Linked DNA regions of Homo sapiens: region 1 is linked to region 2. The links are chromatin loops, found by intact Hi-C in ENCODE. Cell type or tissue: GM12878. All regions are shown on one strand. Links, peaks and the distances in the headings refer to the core of each region. The heading gives the core; the rest is flanking DNA.

Region 1 (12,817 bases), core at 1,675-9,674, 360 kb before region 2:
TCAGTGGTGGGGTGAGTATCCTGTCCTTAAGCTAAAGGAGAAACAATCTGCCTCACTGTTGAGGTAGGTAATGAAAGAATTTAGTTTTAAATCTTTTCTGACTCTTGACAAAGTAATAATACTAAGATGAATTCTTCTGACATGTTTGAAACTAACCACAGTTAGCAACACACATTTTTCTTTTTATAGGATTGTCATATCAGATAAAATAATACTAAGTTTAGGATTTTATTTCAGCACAAAGGTAAAACAATGTTGAAAGAGAAATTGAATGTTTCTATTTACTGAGTTAAACACAGTGGAGCTTTCTTAGAGGTCTTTTCAGAATTGGCTCTTTAAAGCTCTTTTTACTCCTCTTCATTATTCTTTTGACTTTTTGTCATATGTTTCATTTAAGTATAGAAAAAGCTTTGCGAGAGCATTTCTTTTCATATATCTCTCTCGAAATTATACTGTAATTTGTGGAAACAAGAGGTATTAAATAGTCATTCATAAAAGTATAAAGCTTATATTTGGAAATAAGTGATAACTTTACATTTAAAACTTTTTAAAAATGCAGATGTAACAGTATTAACATGTTTGTATACTAATACTTGGCAAGAAGAATTGAGTCAAGTATTTCAATTTCATGGAAATGTCTATAAAGGTCTAATATTATGCTAGATTCCTTAATAATATTTTTCCTTCCAGATCTTAGTTTTCAAGCAGCTTCTCAAATAATGTCCGCTCCAGTTTATGATTCCATTAAATTAATGAAAGACATTTCACAGAACTTCCCCATAAAAGCCAGGTATGTTAAAGTTTATAGGTTTCATTGCAGCTATAACTCTTTCTATTAAATGAGTTTTATGAAAATAGCTGATTTCATTTAACATGAAGGTGTCAATTAGTTCTAGTATATATAGCTTTTGTGAAATCAGGGCCTTTTCAATATATATATATTTTTTGATTAGAGCAAAATATTGGCTTGTGCATACATGTGTGTATGCACTGTAAGGTAGAACTCTTGTTAGAGGCAAATAGGAAAAAAAGTCCTAAAAAATTTTCTAAAATCATGCATAGTAATCTAAGGAAAAACTTGTTTAAGCAATAAATAATGAAGGAGTGTTTTTTCTTTCCCTTATGGAGGATGATAAAAAGTATTACTCTAAGTAGGAGGTCTATGCCCAAAGTACTGCCAAATCATATTCTTACCCTTTCAGAGTCCAAATGATTGGTAATGTCTTAATTGGATGAATATTGTGTGGAGTACTTTTTTGCCAAGAGGATGTCTCGTTGAACTGCTTCCATGAATACTGATGTTACATTAAACATATATTCCATTTCAATAGGAAATACATTTGCATAGCTTAAAGAGACCGGTGCATGCAATGCAAGTTACCACGTATTATGAGAATTTGCTATATAACACAACTTTGATGCAATTGTATTCTGGTTAGGGATGACAGAGTATAAAATTAGCAACAAGTAAAATATGAGTTAGCTTATACTAAAGAGATAAAATATGTGACAAGTCGCAGTGCATGGGCAACAATGGTGTTTTACTGAGAGGAATTGGAGAGCAGTCTACTAGCTTAGCATACCTTCCTAAGCATAGAATGATTGCTATGCCTCTTATTGTCCCAAACACTATTTTGTACATTTATTCATCATACAGATTACAGAATCTTCAATATATGTATTCTTTAATTTTGAAAGTAAATAAATAGTACATGGTTGGCTACAAGATACCAAGGATTTTTTGGTGGTACCTTGAAATAAAGGAGTTTGTTTCCTTATTTACAGATTAAGAATGAATATATTGATATGCCTCTTTCAGTCAACTTTAAATGTCAAGAATTTGAGAAGTCGTCATTTATATAATAAAACATGAAATATATATGGGTGTGTATAAATGTCATATCTGTTTAGCCATAATATTTTAATTAATGGCCGTTATAAAAATTATTAGATCAAATACAAATAAAGTAAAATAACTTTAGTCTTGATCAGACAGTTGATTAGCTCTATTGATGCTAAGTCAGTATAACTGTTCAGAGGTTCTGATGCAAAACTCTGCTGTTAATCTGTAATTAAGAAAAAATTATAAAATATGCTAACATTGCTTAATGGCTAAATTGTAGGCTTGAGCATATCTCTAAAACCACTTGGTAGACAATCTGTAAATGTTTGTTGAAATGAAATATTTGCTAAATAAATGAAAAATTTGCCTTATTAAATTTTTAATTGTAATTTCTCACAATGCTGCCAAACTTTAGGAAATAATATATACTTATTGTGGGCTGTTTCAAGGTACACCTTTCTACTTGAGTTTTCCTTAAAGCAGAACTTTGCATTAACAATCTTTTAATTTTTTAATTCTATTTATAAAATTTGTAAAAGCTAGTCATGTTTAGGAATTATCAAGTTGAATACAGTCCATAGGAACTGTATTTTGAACACTTCTGCTGTCTTTAAATTATAAGTGAATTATAAACTCTTCAAGAGTGAATAGGCTGGGTGCAATGGCTCGCACCTATAATTTCAGCACTTTGGGAGGTGGCAGTAGGAGGGTCACTTGAGGCCAGGAGTTTTAGACCAACCCGGGCAACATAGGAAGACTCCATCTCTAGAAGAAAATTGAAAAATTAGCTGGATGTGGTGGTGTGTACCTGTAGTCCTATCTAATTGAGAGGCTGAGGCAGGAGAATCACTTGAGCCCAGGAACCCGAGACTACAGTGAGTTGTGATCATGCCACTGCAGTCCTGCTGGGTAGAAGAGTGAGACTCTGTCTCTAAAAAAATGTTTTTAATAAACAAATTGAAAAAATTGAAAGAGTGAGTGATGTAAAGCCATGATTTCAGTTTTTTAGAACATTTCTACTCTGGTAGGTTCCCAGGTTAACTAAAAAATTCTTCATGTACGTATATTCATGTACTTATACATTGGTAATTTCATACAAAATTTCTCTATTGGGCAAAATAACGCAAAACAGCTTTTTCAATGAAGTGTTTTCAAAAAATAAGTCATAGTAAATGATGACAATCCATACTGCATACAGCTAGTACACATGAAATTTTGAGAACCTCCATTCCACTTGAACCAAATACTTTTGTCAAATGAAAGCTAAATTAGGCCATATGGAAATGTATACTTTTCAGTCACAAAGGATTTGGAGTTTTTAGCTTCTTATCCAAAGTATTAGATTACATTGGGTTATATAGATCAGTTCTAAACATTTAAGGAAGGATCAATTATATTAGTATTCATTTTTCCAGATCTCTAACCAGAATTGCTGTAAATCAACATATGAGAGAAGAAATAAAGGAAAATCAAAAGGTTTGTTTGAATTCCTTTTTTAAAACATTTACCCAACTAATATCACTGTTTCTGACTTTGGATCTTCAATATTCATACAAAAAAGGAAATAGTAATTTGTGCTTTTTTGATTATTAAAACAGTCTGGGTTCTTCTATTTTTATACTGTGGACTATATGAGCATTTAATCAGCCAATCTTTTCTGACATACCTTCTACTTATTTCACAGTATATTCCAGAATTTCTTCCGAGGTAGTATGGTTTTCTTCATAGGATAAAGAATAAAGGCTGTGAGTTAATTATTCTGTTTCTTGTAATTAGTTTTGCTTAAAAGCTTGTGAAGACTGAGTCAGTGTTAGACCACTGGAACGGTAGAATCCTATAGCAGATAGAATACAATTTATCAGTGGTTTGATAAGATTCTGCCAAATGGTATCTTAAATTATCCATAGACCCCAAATAATTCTAGTTGTGTTAATATTTGTAAAGTGCTTACACCACTGCCTGGCTTTATTACATAGGACCGGTTTGGCTTTAAGTAGTATCATACCAGACTCACAGGGCCCTAAACACTAGGAGTTCATTTTTCTCACTTCTTACCTGTATTTAAAGCCAAAAGAGGCAGGGTGGATGGTACCAACCACATTTATCCTCACTAAAGCCTTCTTGGAACATTTTAGCAGACTGGTTTCTATCTCATTGGTGAGGATTTTGCCATGTGGCCACCTTAGGCTGCGCGGGAAGCTAGAAAAGCTAGTGTTTACTTTTCTAATAACGAAGCAAAGGAGAAGTGGCCTGGGTATGGTGCTAACTTAGCCAGCCAGCAGTGCCCATCATACTGAGACAGAGTGAGCTGTCAACAAATGTCAGCTGTTTTGATGACAACTACAATGATGGTAATGAAGAAAAAGATGCATAGTTCATTGGAGAACAGGTGTTAGGAACCACAACACATCATTCCTACCTGGGACATTCTTTGCCTCATTGACCACCTTACAAATTCCTGTGTATCCTTCAAAACGGATTTGTGGTATTGGTCCATTCTATGATGTTCCTAATTGTTCTTACCATTCTTCATGCAGAATGGATTGTTTTCTTATGACACACAAAGGAGTGGGTTTGGGAGTGGAGGCTTAATACGCAAAAGAAAGAGAAAGGAGAACAGCTCTCTCTCTCTTATGAGAGAGAGGGGCACCTGAATGGGAATTCGGGCTGCCTACAGAGTGCACTGGATTTTACAAATAGGCTTGAGGAGGCGGTGTCTGATTTACATAGGGCCCACAAATTGGTTGGAGCAGGTATGATGTTTTACATAATGCATGGGGAAGGCTGACCACTCCACCCTATTATGCATATGGGCTTTCCACTTGGCTGCTGCCATGTTATCTGCTTCTTACTGTACATGTGGACTGGAAAGAAGGGAAGATGGAGCTGCCGTTTTGAACATGCCTGGTCCCAGGTAACCTGTTCCTACTGGCACAATGCCAGCATTTACCTATGCAAGCTTCTAGCTTGCTTGCCTGTGTCTGCAGCTCGATTTTACAGGCTGTTCTTTGTTAGAAAATAAAATGATTTGGGGGCGGCTTTTCATTAAAAGGAAAACCTTACCGAGGACTCACTATCTGCCTAAATAATTTCTTCCTAACTGCTATATCAGAACCATGCTGGCAACCTGAGTATGCCAGCTTACTCAGGGCCACTATGGCCATCACCTTATCTACCTGTCAGCCATTTGGAATTGGCAGTGAAAGAGTTTTGAAATGAGCTTTGACTGCAGAGCAAGAAATCTTGAATTTAGTAAACTAAATAATCATGACACTGCAGATAGTCTTCTTGATCACCTACTACTTCCAGAGAACACTGAAAAGAGAAAGACAAGGATGATAATGTCTTTCATGTAACTAATCTAGGCTAAATGGGTATTTGGACTAGCAGTCCATGTTACCCACTAGCTCATGAGATGTGGGAGAAGTAATTAAAGAAACTGAAGTTCCAACCTTGGGGAAGAGGGTGGTTGTGATGAGAAGGTAAGAAAATCTTGGACTATTCATTGCAATTGCATTGCACACGGATTGGACACGAGAAAGCCCTGGAAATGTGTTTCTGTTACAGCATCTCATCCATACAAACCGAAAAGTACATTTCCTGCAAAACATGTAAACAAAATGTTCACCGAAAAAAGAAGTAATAATGGTCTTTTTTTCTTCTTCTTCTCATGCTGCAGTTTATTTACACCAGGTCAATTGCTCTGGTGTAAATTACACTTTTTAAGGATTTACTTAAGAAATTTGAAGGATTTTCCTCTGGGTCTGGGACTAAACTAAAACAAAAGTGTCTTTTTTTTTTTTTTTTTTTTTTTTTGAGACGGAGTCTCGCTCTGTCGCCCAGGCTGGAGTGCAGTGGCGCGACCTCGGCTCACTGCAAGCTCCGCCTCCCGGGTTCACGCCATTCTCCTGCCTCAGCCTCCCGAGTAGCCGGGACCACAGGCGCGCGCCACCACGCCCGGCTAATTTTTTGTATTTTTAGTAGAGGCGGGGTTTCACCGCGTTAGCCAGGATGGTCTCGATCTCCTGACCTCATGATCCGCCCGCCTCTGCCTCCCAAAGTGCTGGGATTACAGGCGTGAGCCACCGCGCCCGGCCAACAAAAGTGTCTTAAGCATAATTTTTCTCACTTGGGGGTACTGCAGAGCTCCTGGCTTTACTTAAGGAGATAAAGAGGATATGACCTTCGAGTAGAGGAGATAAGAAACATTTAGTTTAAAATAAATACATAAATAAAAGAAACATCCTGCCCACAAATATAAAAGGAAACAGGAAGAATCTTTGAGATGGAGTCTTGCTCTGTCACCCAGGCTGGAGTGCAGTGGCATGATCTTGGCTCACTGCAGCCTCTGCCTCCCGGGTTCCAGCAATTCTCCTGCCTCAGCCTCCTTGGGTAGCTGGGATTACAGGTACACGCCACCACACCCGGCTAATTTTTGTATTTTTAGTAGAGACAGGGTTTCGCCATGTTGGCCAGGCTGGTCACGAACTCCTGACCTCAGGTAATCTGCCCCGCCTTGGCCTCCCAAGAATCTTGATTCCAAAGCGACATCCAGCTCTGAAGAGCACACACTGTGGATGCTGGGCTGCTCCATCTTCCCACTAGAGGGCGCAAAGGCTTTAGTTAAAAACCAAGCCAAACCCAAACCATCTACTTTGATCAGTTGTTTGTTTTAATTTCAGTAGGTTTTTTGGGAACAGATGGTGTTTAGTTACATCAATAAGTTATTTAGTGGTGATTTCTGAGATTTTGGTGCACCCATCACCTGAACAGTGTACCTGGTACCCAATGTGTAGTCTTTGATCTCTTGCCACCCCCCGCCCTTTCCCCCGAGTCCCCAAAGTCCAATGTATCATTCTTATGTCTTTGCATCCTCAAAGCTTAGCTCCCACATATGAGTGAGAACATATGATGTTTGGTTTTCCATTCCTGAGTTACTTCAGTTAGAATGATAGTCTTCGATTCCATCCAGGTTGCACAAATGCCATTTCATTCCTTTTTATGGCTGAGTAGTATTCCGTGGTATGTATAGGGTATTTGGGCTGATTCCATATTTTTGCAATTGCATATTGTTCTGCTATAAACATGCATATGCAAGTATCTTTTTCATATAATGACTTCCCCCCCACCCCTCTGGGCAGTTACCTAGTAGTGGGATTGCTAGATCAAATGGTAGATCTGCTTTTACGAATCTCCACATTGTTTTCCATAGTGATTGTACTAGTTTACATTCCCACCAACATTGTAAAAGTGTTCCCTTTTCACCACATCCGTGCCAACATCTGTTACTTTTTGGTTTTTTAAATTATACCCATTCTTGTAGGAGTGAGGTGGTATTGCATTGTGGTTTTGATTTGCATTTCTCTGATACTTAGTGATGTTGAGCATTTTTCCATATGCTTGTTGCCCACTTGTATATCTTCTTTTGAGAATTGTCTAATTCATGTTCTTAGCCCACTTTTTGATGGGATTTTTTTTTCTTGCTGATTTGAGTTCTGTGTAGATTCTGGATATTAGTCCTTTTTCGGATGTGTAGATTGTGAAGATTTTCTCCCACTCTGGGCTGTCTGCTAACTCTGCTGTCCTTTTTAATTTAAGGTCTTTAAATACATAATAACAATCTTTCCTTACTCATAATAAGAAGAATACAGATCAGAATTAAACTGAGAAAGAAAGATTTCAAAAAGTTGGCAGGGCATTCTGTAAGCAAGTCTGTATTTTTTTTTTTTTTGCGTAAGAGACCAGGGGAAATGAGAATATATATTTACCTATTCTAGTTTTTGCATGAAGAAATACTAGAGGATGGAGAAGAAACTTTGGGAGAAAATTTTGCCTATAAGAGCCAGGGATGAAACGGGTGAAGGGTGCCAGGATTGGCATAATTCTTCTAGTGTAGCTTTTTATATAGTTTTTGACTTGGGACTCAAGCAAAGATTATTCAAAAACTATGACTATGCTCAAGTTGTATAACTGAATTTGAGTTTGGTTTTATTTAGGAGACAACTGCTTTAACTCCAAAGTACAGCAAATTTCCTTTGGAAGTTCATAATTGTTGTTAATTTGCTGTGAGTGGCCAGAATCTGCTTTTGGTGATTTTAAATTGTCAACCCAACATACGTCTTTGTTGTTTATTGCAAGAATTGTTATAGTCCATGACATTTTTTATTTGCTTCAAAATAAAATGAGGATATGATCAGGTGGTCAGGTAACTTTTTATGATTCAGCAGAGTGGAACAAATAATTTCAATTACATAATTGCTTAATGAACCAAATGCAGATACTTGAATTAACTAAAATGCAGATATTCAAATAAAGGATTGCACCTTACCCAAATAAAAGTTGATGTTGCTTCTAATTATTTCTAACTACTTTGTGTGAGAATTATACAGAGTTCTGGAGACATTACCTATATTAGAACATCATCTCTCAAAACTACATCTGTAAATCATACTTTTTAAGTCTTATCTTGTCTTATTCCTTATTCTGAAAATGACAACATTTCTATTAAGATTTATATCTGATTTGACTTCAAATTTTAATCGTAAAGAATGAAACTAGACCCCCATCTCTCACCATATACGAAAATCAAATCAATAGGGGTTAAAGACTTAAATGTGAGACCTGAAACTGTGAAACTGCTAGAAGAAAACATTGGGGAAATGCTTTAGGACATTGGTCTATGCAAAAATTTCTTGAGTAAGAACTGAAAAGCACAGGCAACCAAAGCAATTTGGACAAATGGGATCATATCAAGATAAAAATGTTCTGTACAGAGAAGGAAGCAGTCAACAAAGTGAAGAGAAAATCTACAGAATGGGACAGAGTATTTTCAGATTATTCAACAGTCAAGGGATTGATAACCAGAATATATAAGGAGCTCAAACAACAGCAAAACAATGAATAATCTAATTTTAAAATAGGCAAAAAATTTGAATAGGCATTTCTCAAAAGAAGGCATACAGATGGCCAACAGTGATGCTCACCATCACTAATCGTCAGGGAAATGCAAATCAAAACCACAATGAGATAGTGTCTCACGTGTTAAAATGACTTTTTTCTTTTTTGTAAGTTTGCTCTTTTTTTAATTTTAATTTTACTTTAAGTTCTGGGATACATATGCAGAACATGCGGGTTTGTTACGTAGGTACACTTGTGCCATGGTGGTTTGCTGCCCCTATCAACCCATCATCTAGGTTTTGAGCCCTGCATACTTTAGGTATTTGTCCTAATGCTCTCTCTCCCCTTGCCCCCTACCCCCTGGCAGGCCACATGTGTCCATGTGTTCTCATTGTTCATCTCCCACTTATGAGTGAGAACATGCAGTGTTTCACTTTCTGTTCCTATGTTAGTTTGCTGAGAATGATGGCTTCTAGCTTCATCCATGTCCCTGCAAAGGACATGAACTCATTCTTTTCTATGACTGCATAGTATTCCATGGTGTACATGTGCCACATTTTCTTTATCCAGTCTATCATTGATGAGCATTTGGGTTGGTTCCAAGTCTTTGCTGTTGTAAATAATGCTGCAATAAACATACGTGTGCATTTGTCTTTATGGTAGAATGATTTATAATCCTTTGGGTATATACCCACTAATGGGACTGCTGGGTCAAATGGTATTTCTGGTTCTAGATTCTTGAGGAATCGACACTGTCTTCTACAATGGTTTAACTAATTTAAATTCCCATCAATAGTGTAAAAGCATTCCTGTTTCTCCACATCCTCTCCAGCATCTGTTGTTTCCTGACTTTTTAATGATCACCATTCTAACTGGCATGAGATGGTATCTCATTGTGGTTTTGATTTGCATTTCTCTAGTGATAATGAACTTTTTTTCTTATGTTTGTTGGCTGCATAGATGTCCTCTTTTGAGAAGTGTCTGTTCATATCCTTCGCCCACTTTCTGATGGAGTTGTTTGTTTTTTCTTGTAAATTTGTTTAAGTTCCTTGTAGATTCTGGATATTAGACCTTTGTCAGATGGGTAGATTGCAAAGACTTTCTCCCATTCTGTAGGTTGCCTGTTCACTCTGATGATAGTTTCTTTTGCTGTGCAGAAGCTCTGTAGTTTGATTAGATCCCATTAGTCAATTTTGGCTTTTGTTGGAATTGCTTTTTGGTATTTTAGTCATGAAGTCTTTGCCCATGCCTGTGTCCTGAATGATATTGCCTAAGTTTTCTTCTAGGATTTTTATGGTTTTAGGTTTTACATGTAAGTCTTTAATCTATCTTGAGTTAGTTTTTGTATAAGGTGTAAGGAAGGGGTCCAGTTTCTGTTTTCTGCATATGGCTAGCCAGTTTTCCTAGCACCATTTATTAAATAGGGAATCCTTTCCTCATTGCTTGTTTTTGTCAGGTTTGTCGAAGATCAGATGGTTGTAGATGTGTGGTGTTGTTTCTGAGACCTCTGTTTTCTTCCTTTGATCTATGTATCTGTTTTGGTACCAGTACCATGCGGTTTTAGTTACTGTAGCCTTGTAGTATAGTTTGAAGTCAGCGTGATGCCTCCAGCTATGTTGTTTTTGCTTTGGATTGTCTTGGCTATACGGGCTCTTTTCTGGTTCCATATGAAATTTAAAGTAGTTTTTTCTAATTCTGTGAAGAAAGTTGATGGTAGCTTGATGGGAATAGCATTGAATCCATAAATTACTTTGGACAGTATGGAAAATGGCTTTTTTCTAAAACAAAAAAAATAACAGATTCTGGGAAGGATACAGAGAAAGGGGAACCCTTGTGCACTGTTGGTGGGAATGTACATTAGTAAAGCCACAATGGAAAACAGTAGTATAGAGGTTCACAAAAAAAATGAAAAATAGAATTACCATATGATCCAGGAATCCCACTGCTGGATATATACCCAAAAGTAAGGAAATTAGTATATCAAAGAGATATCTGCACTGCCATGTTTATTAAAACACTATTCACAATAGCTAAAATATGGATTCAAGCTAGGTGTCCATTAATGGATGGGTGGATAAAGGAAATTTGGTACATAGACACAATGGAATATTATTTAGTCATAAAAAAGAAATCCTGTCATCTTTAGCAACAATAGAGGACATTATGTTAAGTGAAATAAGCCATACACAGAAAGACATACTACAAGTTATTACTCATATGTGAGAGCTAAAAACACTGATCTCATGGAGGTAGAGAGTAGAACGATGGTTATTGGAGGCTGGGGAAAATGAGGAGGGGTTGGTTAATGGGTGCAAAAATACAGTCAGGAATAAGATCTATTCATTAGCATAATAGGGTGATTATGCTTAACATTAATTTATTGTATACTTTAACTGGAAGAGTGGATTTGGAATGTCCCCTACATTAAGAAATGGTAAATATTTGAGATGATGGATATCCCAATTACCCTGCTTTGATCATTACACATTATATGCTTCTATCAAAATATCACAAGATCTCCATAAATGTGTACAACTATTATGTACCCGTGAAAATTAAAAATAAAATTTTTAAGAAAAATTTAAATTTCAGAGTGTGTATCATTTCACCTTAGGAACACCCAAACATGTTTATAAACCATTTTAACATTGTAAATCTCAACCAGTCTTCTGAGATCCAATCAATTGGAATTTCTTTAGCTTCAGGTAATAGCTCAGCTCCATTGGTTATTAAAGAGACATATTAGAATAAATGGGTTCCCTCTTCTTTAAGGAAAAATGAGCTTATATTTCTTCATTAGGATTTGCATTTATTTCTGCTCAAGCCTAAGAGGGCTGCTAGTTTCATTGCACTTTAAATACAAAAATCTAAGTTTTTTGGACTATAAATATAGTATGAAATCCAGCTCCAAACCCATATGAAAATAAGCTAGAGGCCATGAATTCATTTGGGAGACTTACTCTTCCTCCACCAAGAACCAAGGTGAGGTAGACAAATTTCTATGCTGTTACTGCAGAGCATTTTGTTTTCTAATTCACCTTTTCACCATAAGTGTAGCACTTTATGTGTGCATAAGGATATCTGGATGTGGGTCCTGGATTTAAATTTCTTGTTCTTCTGAGATTGGCCCTTAAAAACCCAAATCCTAGGTCATCTAGGAAGCTCTAAATTTCCTCCAGGCAAGGTCTTTAGTGTTTATTTACATCTCTATATTCATATTCCTACTTCCTCTCTGTCCTTAGGTGAATACTTTCTTCAACTCAGAGCCGCATTTAGGGGACATTTTTCATATTTATTTTTTTGAGACAGAGTATCGCTCTATCATCCAGGATGGAGTGCAGTGGTGCGATCTCAGCTCACTGCAACCTCCACCTCCTGGGATGAAGCGATTCTCTTGCCTCAGCCTCCCGAGTACTGGGACTACAGGCATGCACCACCACACCCAGCTAATTTTTCTATTTTTGATAGAAACAGGGTTTCACCATGTTGGACAGGCTGGTCTCATACTCCTGACCTCAAGTGATCCACCAGCCTCAGCCTCCCAAAGTGCTGGGATAACAGGTGTGAGCCACCGCACCCAGTCTCATTATTAATATTTAAATCTAGCATTTTGATACTTTTAGTAAGAAAATGTTTGGATCTTTGGTTCATCATGTTGCTAGAAATTGAATTCTTACTCCTCATTTAAGAAAGGCCACCTTAAATTACATACTCAAATATACACTAGTTTTTCAGGACTTAAGGGTAACTCTCTGGGGCAGAGGAAAGAGAAGAATTTGTAATTACTTATCTCTGATAGGCAAACCTCTTCTCTCTGACAGTGTTTGAGCAAGCAGACTTGCTGAGTTCAGTCTGTTACCTGTTTTCTGAGCATTATTGTTCAAGGCCCTGGGCCTGACATAAACAGTCTTGAGGGATTTAGCAATTTAATATGGATCTGCATGCTTGGTGTACTTTGTACTTACAATTGAGCTCCACTAAAACGAATGTATGAGGTGCTGGAGAAAGCTTCAATCAGGGTGTGTGAAGTTTCGATGCCAGATTGGGGGAAAACAGCAGGAAATATAAATTCACTAG
Region 2 (12,817 bases), core at 2,605-10,604:
TTTTAATTAATCTACCATTCTTCAGCGTGAAACTGACCTTCTTTCTCTTCTGTTTCAGTATCTTATTCTAACTCATACTCGTTTCAGAGAGGGTTTCAGACTCTGAAACGAGTATTATTTCTTCAGGTCATCTTTGAGATTCTGACTTTCTACTTTGGTTTCCATACCTTTCATGTCTACACTCACAGACACATGTACATCCATTCAGTCATGTGTACATCTGCATGTAAGTACATGTACATAAGTATTCTTCCTTTCACTTGTTGCTTCCTTTTACAACTTTTCAGTACCTCACTTCTACCCCAGTTGATAGACTATGGCCCAAGTTTGCATTTTGAATGCCCCCCAAGTCCTCTGCTTGTATTAGCACTGATGGGGTCCTCAGAAGAGTTCAGCGGGCACCTAAAGGATGGTGACCACAGAGATTTCAGTATGGTGGTGCCTGCAGAGGAAGCTGTTGCTTGCCTTCTGTGATTGAGACAGGCACCTCTAAGAAAAGCCCAGAGTGCCACTGGGTCAAAGCACCCTGTATTATTCCTTGTTACCATTATTGCTCCCTGAAGAGGGCTCTCATGTATCTATGTAGGATAATCCAACCTCAACACAGCGGCTGAAAGAATCTGCTAAAAAATAATTCAGTGCCCCAAAATACACTGGGCTCCAAATAAACTAAAGAGCAAAAATTGGCTCATGTGGCATGAAACAAGTAATCGTATCCCAAGTAAGAGGACAGTTTCCTTCGTGTTATCAACAGGACTGTACCCCATAAGTTTCCAGGTACATTTGGTAAGAGATGGTGTTTTAACACGATTTTCTGTTGCAACAGAGTATCAGAAAAATGCACAGATTGAGAAGCTCCGGAGTGAGATCGTCGTATTGAAGGAAGAGCTGCAGCTCACCAGGTCTGAGCTAGAGGCTGCACACCATGCCAGTGCAGTCAGATTCTCCAAGGTACCAGGCAGAATTCTGTGGTATTTTAATTACAATTAACTGTATGTAATTCAATTATGCCATGGACTCTAATAAACAGAGGACACTTAAGAGTTTGTGAATTTGACAAGATGATTGCATTTTTTATTGCCAATCTACTCTTTAGTATCTTACTACAAAGCACATCACTGGAAATATATTTCTCTATTTTTTGAAAGCCTTTTAGAAAATTGGGGTGGAATTCATATAACACACAATTAACTTTCTAAAATTTTGCTTAGAACAGAAGTCTGACACTTCTCATTCTCACTGGGCTAAAGTCAAGGTGTCAGGAGGACCATGTGCCTTGGTAGAGGCTATAGAACAGAATATTTCTTGCTTATTTGGTTGCTGGCAGAGTTCAGTTCCTGGCAGGTGTAGACCAGAGGTCTACACTTTCTTCCAGGCTGTCCATTGAGGGAGGGCTGCTCCTAATTTCCTTGTGAGGCTCCCCATACTCCTGGGCTCCTGACCCTCTTCCTCCATACTCAAAGCCACCAACAGAGGGTTGAGTCTCCCTCATGCTTCCGATCTGTTTCCTTTTTTCTTTTTTCTCATCTATGTGACCCTTGTGTCAGCCCATTGGGTGCTTGGAATGACTTGTTCAGAGATACTCGGGGTGATGAAGGGCCCAAGAGGAAAGAGGCCCATGATTCATTGAGTTCTGACTTCTGTGGGTCACTGTGGGTACACCGTGGGTACCACGTATGCCATTGTTTATCCAACAGAGGGTTGACCTTGGTGTACCTAATGGAGAGAGTAAGGCCATCAAAGAGCATTTATTTCCTTGTGACTGTTGGAGTGACAGTGTGCTTGGCTCTTCCTTGTTTCCCCCATGGGGACAGCAAGTGTGACTTTCTAGGGATAACAGCAGTCATTTCACAGAATCATTGACAGAGGCTTCTGTCTTCCACATGGGCTCACTCTTTCTCTTTCTTTTTAAATTGTAATATACCTATAATGTAAAATTTATGATTTTAACTATTTTTAAGTGTACAGTTCGGTAGTGTTGAGTATATTCACATTGTTATACAGCCAATCTCCAGAACTGTTTTGTATTGAAAAACTGAAACTCTACCCATTAAACAGTGCTCCACTCCCCCCTCCTTCCAGCTACTTTCCCTCTCTGTGATTTTGCCTGCTCTAGATACCTCATATGAATGGAAGCATAGAGTATTTGTCTTTTTGTCATCATTGGCTTATTTTACTCAGCATAATGTCCTCAAAGTTTATCTATGTTGTAGTGTGTGCCAGAATTTCCTTCCTTTTTCAGGCTGAATGATAGTTCATGGTATATGTATGTATACCACATTTTGCTTATTCATCTGTTATTGGACACTTGGGTTGCTTCCACTTCTTAACTATTATGACTGATGCTGCTATGAACAAGGGTATACCAACATCTCTTTTAGACAGTCATTTTACAGTGTACAATCCAGTAGCGTTTAGTGTATTCACAATATTGTGCAACTACCATCTCTCTAGTTTCAAAACTTTCAACACCCCAGAAAAATAACCCATACCCATTAAATAATCACTCCTACTACCCTCATCTCCTGGTAACCACGAATCTTTTTATGTCTATGAATTTTCCTATTCAGTATATATCTTTTAAAAAAAAATATGTACACCACGTGTGGTGGCTCACAACTGTAATCCCAGTATTTTGGGAGGCCAAGATGGGAGGATTGCTCGAGCCCAGGAGTTCAAGACCAGTCTGCGCAACATGGTGAGACCCTGTCTCTACAAAAAATTAAAAAATTAGCTAAGTGTGGTGGCATGCGCTTGTGGTCCCAGCTACTCAGGAGGCTGAGGAGGGAGGAAGATGGCTTGAGTCCAGGAGGTCAAGGCTGCAGTGAGCTGTGTTCACACCGCTGCACCCCATTTGGCTACAGAATGAGACCCCATCTGAAAAAAAAAAAGTAATGTGTGACCTTTTGTGTCTGGCTTTTTTCACTTAGCATGATGTTCTTGAGGTTCATCTAAGTTGTAACATGTATCAGTACTTTGTCGGTCTTGCTAATATTCCATTGTATGTAGGTATGCATAGACAATTTGTTTATCCAGTCATCCATTGAATGACATTTGATTCATTTTCACCTTTTGGCTCTAATGAATAATGCTACTATAAACATTCATGTGGCAGTTTCTATGTGGACATATGTTTTCATTTTTCTTGATTATATACTTAGGAATGGAATTGCTGAGTCATATGGTAATTTTATGTTTAACTTTCTCAGGAACCACCAAACTGTCTTCCACAGTAGCTGTACCATTTTACATTTTCACCAGTAATGTTCTTATTTCTCCACATCCTCACCAATACTTGTTATACTTTTCTGTTTTCTTAATTAAAGCCATCCTATTGGGTGGGTGGGAAGTGGTATCTCATCGGAGTTTGATTTGTATTTCCTTAACAACCAATGATATTGAACATCTCTTCATGTTTATTTTCCATTTGTATATATCTTAGTTGGAGAAATGTCTATTCAAATCCTTTGCCCATTTTTTAATTGGGTTGTTTGCCTTTTTCTTGTTGAGCTGTATGAGTTATTTATATACACTAATAGTTTCATCACTTTAGCTCTATTAGGTCATTGGTCTATTTTGAGTTAATTTTTGCATGTAGATTGAGAGAGGGGCCCAACTTTATACTTTTGCATGTGGTTTATCCAGTTGTCCCAGTGCCAATTTTTCAAGAGACTATTCTTTTTTCATTGAATGTTCCTAACATCCTTGTTGAAGATCAGTTGACCATAGATGTTTGGGTTTATCTCTGGATTCTCAATTCCATTCCCCTAGTCTGTATGTCTGTCTTTATGCCAATATCACACAACTTTGATTACTGTAGCTTTGTAGTAGGCTTTGAAATAGATAAGTGTGCATCTTCCAACTTTGTTTTTCTTTTTCAATATTGTTTTGGTTATTTGTGGCCTCTTACAGTTGCATATGAAATTGAGGATTGGCTTTTCCATTTCTGCAAAGAAGGTTATTGGAATGGGATTACATTGAATCTCTTGATTGCTTAGGAGAGTATTGCCATTTTAACCATATTAAATCTACCAATCCATGAACATGGGATGTCTTTCCATTTATTTAAGTGTTCTTCAATTTTTACAACAAAAATTTTCAGTGTACAAGTCTTTTTCACCTTTTAGGTTACATTTATTTCTAGGTATTTTATTCTTTGGGATGCTATTATAAATGGAATTGTTTTCTTAATTTCTTTCTTGGATTGTTCATTGCTGGTATATAGAAATATAGCTGCTTTTTGCATGTTGACCTTGTACTGTGCAACTTTGCTGAATTTGTTTATTACTTTAGTCGTTTCTTATGGATTCTATGTTATTTTTTTAAAATAGTTGGTAGAATTCACCAGTAAAGCCATCTGGTCTGGGACTTTTCCTTTTTAGGAGGTTGTTGATTACTAACTCTATCCCTTTATTTATTGAAAGTCTATTGAAATTTCCTTTGTATTGGGTCAGTCTGGTCATTTGTGTAGGAATTTGTCTATTTCACCTAGATTATCCAATTTGTTGCTGTACAATTGTTCATTATATTCTCTTACAATCCTTTTAATTTCTCCAAGATTGGTAGTCATGTCCTCACTTTCATTTCTTATTTGGGGTGGCTGAAGGTTTGTCAGTTTTGTTGATCTTTGTAAAGAACCAAATTTTGGCTTCATCTATTCTCTCTGTTGCTTTCCTGTTCTTTGCTTTATCTTTGCTCTAATTTTCATAATTTTTTTCTTTCTGCTGCCTTTGAGTTTGGTTTGTTCATCTTTTTCTAGCTAGGTTATTTATTTAAGATTTTTCTTCTTCTTCTATATTTGTTTTTTGGAGATAGACTCTCTCTCTGTTGCCCAGGCTGGAGTGCAGTGGCACAATCACAGCTCACTGCAGCCTTGACCTCCCAGGTCCAAGTGGTCCTCCCACCTCAGCCTCCTAAGTAGCTGGGATTACAGGCACGTACCACCATACCTGGCTAATTTTTTTTTTTTTTTAATTTTTGGTAGAGATGAGGTCTCACAATGTTTCCCAGGATGGTCTCAAACTCCTGAGATCAAGTGATCGTTCCACCGTGGCCTCCCAAACTGTTGGGACTACAGGCATAGCCATCACACCTGGACCTTTCTTCTTTTTAAATGTAGGCTCTTACAGCTGTAAATTTATTTCTGAGCACTGATTTGGCTGCATCTCATGAATCTTGGTATGTTGTGTTTTCATTTTCATTAACCTCACAGTATCTTCCAATTTCCCTAGTGAGTTTTTCCTTAACCCATTGGTTGTTTAAGAGCACGTTGTTTACTTTCCACGTATTTGCTACTTTTCCAGTTCCCTTCTGTTACTGATTTCTGGCTTAATTCTATTGTGATCAGAGAAGAATCTTTGCATGATTTTGATCTTTTTAAATCTGAGAAACACTTTATGGACTTAAAAAAAGGTCTTCCTGGTAAATATTCCATGTGCACTTGAGAAGAATGTATATTCTGCTATTGTTGGGTACAGAGTTCTGTATATGTGTGTTAGGGCTAGTTGGCATATAGTGTCGTTCAAGTTCTCAATTTAGATTTTAAAAACCCTGAAGGTCATTGAGAAATCAAGTGCTGACCTTGAATTTAGCTCCTGTAAATCTGAATTTGTATTTTCTGGGGGTGGGATGAAGTTACACTATCCAAATTGTTATGGTGCCAACAAATGTTCTTTTATTGCTCAATATATGTTTTCTTTAAAGTATATTTACATTTTATATATTATGGCATGACTTTTATACAAGTTCATAGAACACAAAAAGCTGGAGGCTTTGGGCGTCTGTGTTGGTATTTTAAGGGATGTAAGGACAAGAGGATTCTGTGTGCTGCCTTTAGTTTAGAAAAATCATTGTGCACAGACCTGCCATGATAGGAAATGTTGTTACAAGCCTCACTGAAATAAGCAATACTAGCTAACATTTTTGAAGTGATGCTATGAACTTTTATTTTAAATATTGCTTATTTTCTTCAGACCAGAACTTTTAAAGATGTGTATTAAAATAATTTCAGGAATATGAAATGCAGAAAACAAAAGAGGAAGACTTTTTGAAGTTATTTGACAGGTGGAAAGAAGAAGAAAAGGAGAAACTAGTTGATGAAATGGAAAAAGTCAAGGAGATGTTTATGAAGGAATTTAAAGAATTAACTTCGAAGAATTCAGCATTAGAATATGTAAGTATTAAACCTAGAAGTTCTTATGGTATTGATTGCCTTGAGAGGTGGTGTTAGGATGGCATTAAGGCCAGGGGATCCAGCAGTTACTTTATGTTACCCTCGTGCAGACATTCTTCTCCCTGAGAGTCTTGAGGGAGGCATAGAGGAGACAGAGTGAGTCAGAGATGTTTTGCTGAGAATGGGAGCTTTGGCCTTAAACTTCAGTGCAGAACACTCGTGGTGAGATATAGAAGACCCTCTTCTATGATGGTCCCTCTTTTCTTATCTGGTTAGGTTAGCCTTGAACTGTAAACTCCTCCCTGAGTTTTGGAACTTTCCATTGTCCAGTGGGAAGGGAAAGAAGCAGACCCAGAAAGGCTAAGAACCTTTGCCAGGCTCCCTCCTCAACCCAGGCCCAGGTGGGGTCTCTAAAGCAAGCAAGTTATGGCTAAGTGAGCCCCTCTCCCTTGTGGGAACAGCCCTGGTCCATACAGCCCCAGCCTCATGCATAGATGATACCTGAGCTGCTTCTTTAGAAAGCAGCCAATCAATCAGTGTCCTTCTAAGAATTCTAAGCTCCCTGGTTAGACTTGACCTGAGTCTTCTTTGGGGAAAACGGAGAAAGGAAGGGAGCTGAGCGAAGGTCCTTGAGCTCCCTCTAGGGGCCAACAAGTTTTATAAACGAAAATAGAGATTTTTGGAATTCACCTGAGGGCTTTCCTAAAACTCTTTAAACTCTAGCGTGAGATTTGGCGAATGGCCCATGAACCAAGTCCAGCATACCACCTGTTTTTGAATGGCCTCTGACATAAGAATAGTTTTTACATTTTTACTTTTTATTTTTTTCAAGACAGAGTCTCTCTCTGTTGCCCAGTCTGGAGTGTAGTGGCACAATCTCAGCTCACTGCAACCTCTGCCTCCTGGGTTCAAGTGATTCTCGTGCTTCAGCCTCCTGAGTAGCTGGCGTTACAGGCACATGCCACCACACCCAGCTAATTTTTGTATTTTTAGTAGAGACGGTTTCACCATGTTGGCCAGGATGGTGTCGAACTCCTGGCCTCAAGTGATCCTCCCACTTGGGCCTCCCAAAGTGCTGGGATTACATTTGTGGGCCACTGTGCCCAGCCAGTTTTTAAATTTTTAAAACATTGGAAAAAAAGAAGACTATTTTGTGACACAGGAAAATTTCATTAAAGTTCACATTTCAGTGTCATGAGTGAAGTTTTATTGAAACACAGCCATGTTTGGTAATTTACGCTCTGTCTGTGGCATTTTTGTGTGGGAGCAGTAGAGTTGAATGTTTTGTCTGAGACTTTGTGTTACGAATCTGCATGACTTATAACTGTTGCTATTGACCTTGGCTACCTGGCTGTGGTAGTGTTTGTCAGGTTTCTCCACTGAAGATTTTCTCTTTTTTCCTCCTTTCCCTGCTGTCCTTTCTGAAATGAAGTCACTATGAGCAGCCTACACTGAGGAGAGGAGACGTGCGCTCCCCCATACTTTTGTTTTTGAAGTTAATGTGTTACCTTCTGTGGTTTTCTGAGGGTTTTTGCCATGAGTAACATTGGGAATAATATGAAAAGAAAAGGGTAAAATTAAAAACGTTATGTCCCCAGTGGATTTACTGATGTGGTCCCTGGACAGTGTTGGCCTCTCACTAAACTAGCTTAAGAACCAGGTGCATTCAGTTCTTCTGTTTCTGGTACCTATTAAGTGCCCATAAAAAATTTTAAGCCCCAGCTGGGCCTGGTGGCTCACACCTGTAATCCCAGCACTTTGGGAGGCTGAGGTAGGCAGATTGTTGTGTGAGCCCAGGAGTTTGAGACCAGCCTGGGCAACATGGCAAAACCCTGTCTCTACAAAAAAAATACAAAAATTATCTGGGTGTGGTGGTGCACGCCTGTAGTCCCAGCTACCTAGGAGGCTGAGGTGGAAGGATTGCTTGAACCCAGGGGGTTGAGGCTGCAGTGAGCCATGATCATATCACTGCACTCTAGCCTGGGCAACAGAATGAGACCCTGTCTCCAAAAAAAAAAAAAAAATTAGACTCGTTTAAGATTAGAAAGTTAGATTTTCCTTCCCCTTTTTTCACCCTGTACATATTCTGATAGGAAGACCAGCAAGCAGTAGAAACAAACCAGTAAAACCACAGGGAAGCAGAAGCAGGAGAAGCGTCCAAGAGCGTCCAGGAGCGTCCAAGAGGGCAGTCAGATTTAAAACACAGCTATGTGCTCCCTGATTTTATTCTCTGTTTCCATCTTATGAAAGTCTAACTGTAGTACTGAGCTTGAATTTTATCTTATAGCAACTGTCAGAAATCCAGAAGTCCAATATGCAGATCAAGTCCAACATAGGCACATTAAAAGATGCACACGAGTTTAAAGAAGACCGTTCTCCATATCCCCAGGATTTCCATAATGTCATGCAGCTTCTTGATAGTCAGGTACGTGCAAGTGGGTGACAGCTGCAGTGGATGCCTTCCTTTTTCTTAGTGAAGTAATTTACAGTGAGTGTCATCTGCAGAAAAAGTGTTTGTCTTTTTTAGTAACCCTGAAGGTGACTAGCTGTTATTTTTCTCCTACAGCATGCCTAAATCATAAGAGGTGTTTGTTACATGCTTGCTGTTGGCAAATAGCATACACAACAGTTGGCAGAACTGTTTTGTTTCTTCTCTCCATAAAGTCAATTTGAATTGGTTAGTATAACCTAGCTATTCATTTTTCATCTTTCAGATGTAGCTCTCAATTTCAAAAGGTGTAGAAGGGCATATTGAAGCACCAGATTTAATTTTAGAGTTTAAATATACTGCTAACTGTATTTTTAGTAGAAACGGGGTTTCACCATATTGGCCAGGCTGATCTTGAACTCCTGACCTCAGGTGATCCGCCCACCTCGGCTCAATTAACTGGGCGTGGTAGCAGATGCCTGTAATCCCAGCTTCTCGGAGGGCTGAGGCAGGAGAATTGCTTGAACCCAAGAGGCAGAGGTTGCAGTGAGCTGAGATCACGCCATTGCACTCCAGTCTGGGCAACAAGAGTGATACTCAGTCTCAAAAAATAAATAAATAAATACACACACACACACACACACACACACACACACACACACACACACACACACTGCTAACTGGTCAGCTGATGATCTGTTACATTTATCAAACATAATCACTTTCATTTGGAAGTGACAGCGGTTTAGGGGAACAATTTTTTTAAACTAGGAAGCAAATAGAGATGAGAGCTTATGAATTCAGGATTCTTTTTTAAAAGCCTGGGTCATTCTAAAAAAGGTAAGTAGACTTTGGAAACAGGGACCACTGCTTCTTGCTTCAGTGCTCACATGTTTCCTCCCTGACCCAAATCTACCTGCTCCACTGCAGTCAGGCTGACCATGTCCCTGTCCTGTCTGAAGTCCTTCAGTGACCCTTATTCCGGACTTCCTACCAGCACGCAGGGTCCTTCGGATTCTGGGCCCTGGGCCATCTTTCTCTGTTCTTTGCTTTCCTGGCACTCCAGCGGCCCAGCAGCCCATGCCTCTCAGAACATGCCCTTCTGTCTTTTTCCTCGGTTCTGGCTGCTTTCCTGCCTGTCCTGCAGCTCCCAGTTTTCGGGACCTGTCTTTTACTCATTCTTTAGTATTCAGCCAGGGGGGCAGGTACCGCTTTCAGAAAGTTCTCCTGAGCCTCTAGGCTATAGCATTTCTGTAGTCCCTAAGTGGGATCTGATGACATACACATTATATGTGGATTCTCCATGGCTGTGTCTACTCGCCTCCCGTGCAGAGCAGGGCCTGTCTTTTTATCTTCTTTTAGCCTGCCAGTGGCCATCCAGTGAGGTGCCTGGTATATGGTAGGAAACCAGGAGCTGTGTCCTGAACTGAACTGTTGACAGTTGCTTCCAGCAGGCTGTAGACTACAGCTGGTCGCTCATGAACTGAAGGATGTGGCTCTAAAATCCTAAGGTCCCACCTAAATTTCTTCTGTTTCTGTCCTGTGAGTTGTGTTGTCAGTTCAGAACCCATGGCCTCAGAAACCTTGGTGTTTCCTTTTGGCCTCTTAGGTTGGCAAACTAGCACCTCCTTTTGCAAATAAAGTGTTACTGGCTATGTCCCAGTAACATTTTATGAGTGCTAGTTCATTTACATCTTATCCATGGCTGTTGTCCCAATACAGTTGTGGAATGACACAGCTGTATTGTGTTGTGTTGTGACCAAGTTGTCTGGCCCCCAGAGCCTATGATATTTACTGTTAGCTCCTTACTAAAAAATTTTTCCTGACCCCTGCCTTATGGTAAAAGATTAAAACCAGATGCAAATGTATTTAAGCATTTTTGACTGTGTATATTCTAAAAAATACCAGCTGTATTAGTCTGTTCTAATACTACTGTAAAGAATTACCTAAGACTGGGTAATTTATAAAGAAAAGAGGTTTAATTGACTCACAGTTCCATAGGCTGTACAGGAGGCATGGCTGGAGAGGCCTCAGGAAACTTATAATCATTGGCAGAAGGACAAAGGGGAACCAAGCACGTCTTAAGATGATGGAGCAGGAAAGAGTGAAGAGGGAAGTGCTACACACTTCTAAACAACCAGATCTTGTGAGAACTCACTATCATGAGAACAGCAAGGGGGAAGTCCACCCCCATGATTCAATCATCTCCCACCAGGCCCTTCCTTCAACACATGAGATTTGAGTGGGGACCGAGAGCCAAACTGTTTCACTAGCTAAAATTTTACCAGATAGATAGTTGGGTTTCATAGGTATTCACTAAAAAGGAAGCTCCCATATTGCATAGATCTCATTGTTACAGTTGTACATAAATTATTCTTTTATTCTTTTGTAGGAAAGCAAATGGACAGCTCGAGTTCAAGCTATTCATCAAGAACACAAGAAAGAGAAGGGTCGGGTAAGGTTAAGAAACCAGTGGCCTAAAGTGGGCCATTTTTTAAAGAAATATTTGCTTTCCTTTTTAATAAACATAATATTTGTCCACTTAATAACATTTGGGGAGAAATGTGTAGCAAAATTAAAATTACCTATAATTCTAACACCAAAATAACCACTGCTACTACTTTCTTATAATTTGTTTTCTTTTTTTTTTTTCTCATGAAACTTTTTTAATGGGTCTCAAAATTCTGTGACAAATTTTTGGTCAAGTTGTTCCCATTAAAAAGTACTGATTTTAAAAACTAATAACTTAAAACTGCCACACACAAAAAAGAAAACCAAAGTGGTCCACAAAACATTCTCCTTTCCTTCTGAAGGTTTTACGATGCATTGGTATCATTAACCAGTCTTTTACTACTAAACTTAAATGGCCAATTGAAACAAGCAGTTCTGAGACCATTCTTCCACCACTGATTAAGAGTAGGTTGGCAGGTATTAGGGATAATATTCATTTAGCCTTCAGAGCTTTCTGGGCAGACTTGGTGACCTTGCCAGCTCCAGCAGCCTTCTTGTCCACTGCTTCAGTTTTCTTGTATGCATTTCTGTAAGTGTAGAACCTCATATATACATAGTTTTACAACATTCGAATTATGTTTTGTAGGTTTGTACACTTTTCACTTTATATATCATAGACCTTTCCTAAGTTTTAAAGTATTCTTCAAAATCATGACTTTTAATGACTTTCATGATGATCTTATTGGATGTATCATAAGTGACTTAATCATTTCTTCATTGTCAAATACATGTTTCTGATTTTTTTGTATCACAGAACTGCAATGTAAGTAATTTTTTAAAAAGGCAAGAACTGTTTACATTAAAATCGCTTTAATGAAAACAAACTTTAATTATGACACTGATTCTCTTTCACCTGAGTACATCAGAAATTTAAGTGTTAAAATGTGTTTACACTAGTGCAAAACATCTAAAGTAGATGTATTTGAGAAGGTCTTAAAATAGGAAAACTTCTGTTTATTTTTTCACTTGAAATTGTGTTTTGTACCTTAGTATTTCTTGTAAATCTTTTCTGAATGGAAAAAATGTTTCCTCTTTTGCACATTTTCTAATATTACCTTTCTTAGTAGAATATTAAACGACAAAAGATCATATAATATGTATGTGTATAATTGCAAGGATGAAGTGTGTTCAGATGATCAAAAAATTTATCAGCTTATATTTCTCCAAAGTGGAACAAATACTGAGGAAGACGGGGAGAGAAAAAGAAACTGGGAACAATACTAGAGCCAAACTAAAGCAAACAAAAAATAAAAATATTTCACAAAACACCTGCAGTTCTTGAGGAACTTCGATGGGAAAGTTAGATATTAATCTACCTTTAAGATTGTATCATTGCTAGAAAAGGAAGTAGGAAGCACTATTTTTCCTCTATTCCATTTAAAATATCATTTCATCATGCAAATACTTTATAGTGATAATACACAGACATACACCCAATACACATATCTATAGATATACACATATACAGTAGTTTATATTGAAAATTGTATCACTGATGTGGCAGTTCAATTTAGGAGATATTTACTGAGCATCTGCTATGTACTACACTTTATAAGGCTAAAAAGAGATGTGGAACAATGCCTGCCCTCAGACCGCTTACAGTACAGAAGGGAGTAGGAGTGAGGCTACAGCTATGGGAATCAGGATGGGATAAATGCAGAGTGCCCTAGGGACTGAACAGAGAGAGTTTCTTGAAGTGGGATTAG

What was found. Hi-C counts contacts between places; a loop is a spot of excess contacts. Peaks named below come from ENCODE experiments on the same cell type or tissue, not always from the same donor. Only the 100,000 strongest peaks of a DNase experiment are listed, where the experiment ranks them.
Region 1: a loop joins it to region 2, with 9 times the contacts of the local background. A loop is called at or near these places in 17 of 110 quality-filtered maps.

Annotation. Positions count from the first base shown.
Region 1 is chr13:95,974,306-95,987,122 of GRCh38, reverse strand. It overlaps UGGT2 (UDP-glucose glycoprotein glucosyltransferase 2), which reads left to right. Exons shown (of 39, transcript NM_020121.4): 9 at 691-790; 10 at 3,259-3,319. Among named protein-coding and RNA genes, the nearest start is that of UGGT2, 73 kb to the left of the region's middle. In GM12878, for the core only: a CTCF peak has its summit at 6,446 (motif pointing right); a DNase peak (open chromatin) is centred at 6,472.
Region 2 is chr13:95,618,123-95,630,939 of GRCh38, reverse strand. It overlaps DZIP1 (DAZ interacting zinc finger protein 1), which reads left to right. Exons shown (of 23, transcript NM_198968.4): 7 at 827-951; 8 at 6,011-6,172; 9 at 8,460-8,597; 10 at 10,993-11,055. Among named protein-coding and RNA genes, the nearest start is that of DZIP1, 20 kb to the left of the region's middle. In GM12878, for the core only: a CTCF peak has its summit at 6,808 (motif pointing left); no DNase peak of the experiment used is centred there.